Regions from separate parts of the Homo sapiens genome. Here region 1 is linked to region 2. A link is a loop called in an ENCODE intact Hi-C map of the cell type or tissue named here. Cell type or tissue: Calu3. All regions are shown on one strand.

Region 1 (2,500 bases), 68 kb before region 2:
CTTTATTTTGGGAATGTTAAGTGCTCATTATAATTACTGTAAGTTTTTTCTCAGTTTGTGGTTTGCCTTTAACTTTTTTATTATGTGTCTTTTGCTAAATATATGTTTTGATGACATATATGTAAAGCCACCCACTCACCTGTCCAGAGATTAAATTTCATCTATATAGCTTGGTATGTTTATGATTTCTAGTTTTACATTAAACTTTTAAATCCATGTACATTTATGTTGGAATATGGCTTATATAGGGACACATCTTTGTTTTTTCTGAAATAACTAATTAGCTAGCATCTTTTTCATTGACTGGTAGTTCATCCTTTCCCTATTAATTTGAAATCTCACCTCTGTCATATACAAAATGTTTTTTATAAATATGTGTGTGTATCTGCCTAGAAATAACTTGTCCAGGCACATCTTACAATTCTTGACATTTCTAACAAGACCACTCTGTTACTTTACTGTTTTAGAAAGCACTTAAGTATAATGCTTAATCTACTGTATTAAAACTGTATACAACAGCCAGGCATGGTGGCTCATGCCTGTAATCTCAGCATTTTGGGAGGCTAAGGCAGGAGGATCATTTGAACCCAGGAGTTCAACAACAGCCCAGGCAACATAGTGAGACCTTGACTCTACAAAAAATTTAAAAATTAGCTTGGTGTGGTGGCATGCGCCAGTGGTCCCAGATATTCAGGAGTCTGAGGTGGGCACTCGCTTGAGCCTGGGAGGTTGAGGCTGCAGTGAGCTGTTATCACTGCCACTGCACTCCAGCCTGGGTGACAGATCAAGAGCCTGTCTCAAAAACAAAAAACAAAACAAAAAACTGTATCCAGTGCTTGTGTATTATCCTAATTTCTAAAAATCAATGACCCCCCAAAATATTTCCCTCATCAGAATGTTCTGTTATCAGCCAAAGATTTCTTTCTGTCAGCTCACATCCTGCCACAATAAAGGCAAACAGTGGTAGACAGGGTGAACCATTGTGATTCTGAAGCATTCTAAGTGGTTTCAGGGATATGAAAGTTTCATCATCCTGTTTTGTGGTAGGGGAAAAGGAAATATTGTTAAAGTAAACATTGAAATTTGAGGTAAATACCAGTATTCGAACTTTGAAAAAGTAGCCAGAATGTTCCTAAGGTGGCAACATTTCAGAAATTATACAATTTCTCAATGCCGCTAGTTATTGGAACAGTTCTAAGGCTCTGCCCATGTGTTGACATCACATTCCATCTCCCTTGTTCTTATAGGGCTTCAGCCACACAGCTGGTTAAGGTGCAATTTGACCATGACTTTCTTAAGAAATGAAAGGTACATTATGGTGCTGTAGGTCAAATGTGAAGTATGTGTCCTATTTTGTGAACTATTGTAGCAAAACTAAATCAATGAAGGGATTTTGCTGAGAAAGTAGTTACCAGCATTCACAAAGCTGGCTACTGGGTGAAAAACCTGAATTCTGAGTTTTGCAATTAACTGCATAACACTGAGTATTACCTAATAATGATTCCTTTGTTTTTTTCAGTTCCTTTTGCATTATATAGGTGTTTTCCCAAATGTGTTCTGAAAGACATTATTGCTGCAAGGTGCTCTGGAAGACATTTCAGGGACCATGGTTAAATCAGTTAAAGAAAAGCTGTGTACTAGATCCTTCTCTAAGAAATGCACTGGCTGGGCACGGTGGCTCATGCCTGTAATCCCAGCACTTAGGGAGGCCAAGGCAGGCAGATCACTTGAGGTTTAGAGTTCAAGATCAGCCTAGCCAAAATGGTGAAACCCTGCCTCTACTAAAAATACAAAAAATGTTAGCCAGGTGTGGTGGCATGCACCTGTAGTCCCAGTTACTTGGGAGGCTGAGGCTATAGAATCACTTGAGCCCAGGAGGCAGAGGTTGTAGTGAGCCGAGAGCATGCCACTGCACTCCAGCCTGGGCAATGGGAATGAAACCCTGTCCAAAAAAAAAAAAGCACAATATGTAGTCTCATACTAAAGGCTTTAAGAAGTCTTACAGAAAAGAAATTTAAATCTTTTGGATCTATTTCTTGACATCTGTAGGAACTGTTTCATAAAATCTACTTTAGGAACCTGTATTAGCTGCTGTCCAAGGTATCAAACGTCTATAATTCTAGTTCCAGTAAAAAGTTGTATATAAATAACTTACTTTATATGTAGTACTTTAATTTGTAATATCAGTATGGAATCTTCTTAAGGAAACACTGAAAAAAACCTTTAATTGTACAAGATCTTTGTACAGTATCATGGACTTTTAAACACAGAAACACAGAGAAGTATTGTTTTGTCCTGTGAATACCAAAACTTTGATTTGGATTTATTAGTGAGAAAAAAGCAGGATCAAACGTTTCCCTACTTTTTAGGAGTTCTGTGCAATACCTCAAATTCTATCCAGAATGTTCCTACAAAGTACAGTATGATGTTAGACACTCTTTACATCCAACATGTTTTCTTTTGTTTAATTTAATTTGAGCTATTATTGGCTCAAAATATA
Region 2 (2,500 bases):
TTATCTATTTCTTCGCAACAAAATGCTGTTTCACATTTATTATAAGGTGATAATGTGTGATAATAAATTGACTAGTTTATTGAGGGGACAGAGTTGGAAAGAGCTAAGTAACTGGGGCCCCTGGAAACACTGAATCAAGAAGTGTCACTCTCTGCAGGGAGGGCAGGAGCTGAGCTCATGAACTAATACCTTGCTCACCCCATTCCTAGCCTCCTTGAGTTGCAGATGCTTTTGGTGATATATCCTCATTTTCACTTTAAAGAGTTCTTAACATTTGTTGTAAATGTATTTAAAAGATTCACCTAGTTAGACCTGTACCCAGTCCCTGCACCCCTAGAAAGATAGCCCATCACCCGTAATTCCCTTAAAGGGCCAGACGAGCTCAGAGACTAAGAGCCGAGAGTGGAGCCAGAACACCTGGGTTTGAATCCGGACTCAAATGACACAGTCATTTCCCAGCAGTGCTGTGTGACTTTGGGCAAGTTACTTAACTTCTCTGGGCCCAGTCTTCATATGTAAAGTTGTATAATAATAGTACTTAGATCATAGGGTTACTTTGGACATTGAATGGGTTAACAGATGTGAAACTCTTAGAAAAATGCATGGCTCCAACTAGTGTTAACTTTAAAAAGCAAAACAAAAGAAAACAAAACTTAAAATTCCTTTGCCGGTTACTCATATTAACAAAAACAATTACATATGTTGCTGTATGTATATTCATTTACCTTCAGAAGCATTCTAGTAAATGCGAGCCATCATGTGAATGGTAAGAGGCTGGCTTAGCCCCTCTGGCTTAGCCCCTCTGGCTTAGCCCACCTCCAGCACCAACTGTCAGAAGAGCTCTAAGACTAATGGATCTAAACCTAGTTCACTTTAAGTCATTGACCAGCTTTGTTGATTGCATTTTGCTGTAGCAATGTTAGAAACCATATACATTAAATGCTCCTGATCTTCCTCAGAGATGGCCCTGCTCAAAGATGCTGATAATATTTATCTGTGTGTGGATGTAGCTAAATTTCTTTTAAGTAAGTCCATGGAGGAAATAAAAAATACCTCATAACTTTCCCTTTCATCTTTGGATGCCTTCCTTCCAGCAGAGTTTATGTGGAACAAAAACCTGTCTTTCTAGCCAGTTCTGGCCCCACACAAGCCAGTGATGTAATCAAAGTTCATCCTTGGGGCACTTCCTACCTGGGCTTTAACCCCTAGTCTGATCTCTGTCACCATACCTACTCTATACCCTCATCCTCACCTCTGTCTTAATGAAAATATATTGAACATATTTTAAACAGGTAAATAAATGTTAGAGGCCCAGTGTATAGCTCCTATCCTGGGAAAAGCCTGCCTGTCGCTTATTCTTCTCCCATGGAAGGCCTTCTCTACATCCTATCTTTCTGCATTTAGATAAAATATGCCTAATTCCAAGGGATTTTGTGAGGGGGGGCAGGAGGAGTTATCAATAATATAGTGGACATAAAATGGGATATTTTAAGGGAGAAGGAAAAGAGGAAAAGGTGTGGAAAAAAAAAACCCAAGAGCAACAAAGTAGTGGGGGAAACCACAGCAGAAAAGGCATTAGAGAAGGAAAGAGAGGCGAAGTAGAGAAGAGAGTTAGCTCCTTTTGTGGTCAGCGTCATGAGAAGCAAGTTGAACAGGGCAAGGTTTAGGAAAGGGTCCTCTGGCAGATTTAGGAGGTCAGGTAGGGAGGATTACTGAAAAGCCTTAGTTGTGAACTACACTGAGGCAACAATATGGTCCATCCAACTGGGGGCATGGCAGAGGTGTTAAGTCAGATTGGCAAGTGGCCCAAATTGTTGGTCAGGCTCTGGCCAGGTAAGCCAATTGGCCAGAGGTCAGCACCATGGATAGTCCCAAAGGATTTGTGGACTCTGGAGAGAAGTGAAGAGAACCCTACATATTTGGTGACAGACTAAAGTTTGGTGTTTTTTTTAGCTCAGCCCCTAAGGCTGTTTTGGTTCTACCTATATTCAAAAACAACATTTATTGAGCACCTATTGTGTGCCAGACACCCTTACTAGTTCTGGAGAATGACAAAGAAATGAGATGATACTGTCTGCCCTTAAGAAGCTTACTACTCCCTGGATAAACTAGAAATTTTTAAAAATGAAAATAATGATATGGCCCTCTTGAGGGAGGAGGGTGGGAAGAGGGAGAGGATGAGAAAAAAAATAATTGTTGAGTACTATGCTTAGTACCCAGGTGACAAAATGCTCTGTACCTCAGACTCCTGTGACATGAGTTTGCCTGTATTAACAAACCTGCACATGTACCCCTGAGCCTAAAATAAAAATTAAAAAGTGAAATAAAGAAAATAATAATAGCTAATATTTATTGAGCAATTACTATATACAAAGTACATAATTCTAACTGCTATACATAAATTATTTTATTGAATTCTCTCAACAACCTTATGAAGGAGGTATTAGTATCCTTATAGATGATGAAGCTGAGGCACGTAGAATTTAAGAAACTTTCTTTG

Evidence for each region. Peaks named below come from ENCODE experiments on the same cell type or tissue, not always from the same donor. Only the 100,000 strongest peaks of a DNase experiment are listed, where the experiment ranks them.
Region 1: it touches region 2 in a loop (3-fold over the local background); 1 of 110 quality-filtered maps calls a loop at or near these places.

Annotation. Positions count from the first base shown.
Region 1 is chr5:80,851,527-80,854,026 of GRCh38, forward strand. All of the region lies in intron 20 of MSH3 (mutS homolog 3), which reads left to right. Among named protein-coding and RNA genes, the nearest start is that of RASGRF2, 110 kb to the right of the region's middle. In Calu3, no CTCF peak of the experiment used is centred here; no DNase peak of the experiment used is centred here.
Region 2 is chr5:80,919,387-80,921,886 of GRCh38, forward strand. It overlaps LOC107986428 (a long non-coding RNA gene), which reads left to right. Exons shown (of 2, transcript XR_001742759.2): 2 at 1-2,500. Among named protein-coding and RNA genes, the nearest start is that of RASGRF2, 40 kb to the right of the region's middle. In Calu3, no CTCF peak of the experiment used is centred here; DNase peaks (open chromatin) are centred at 1,145 and 1,835.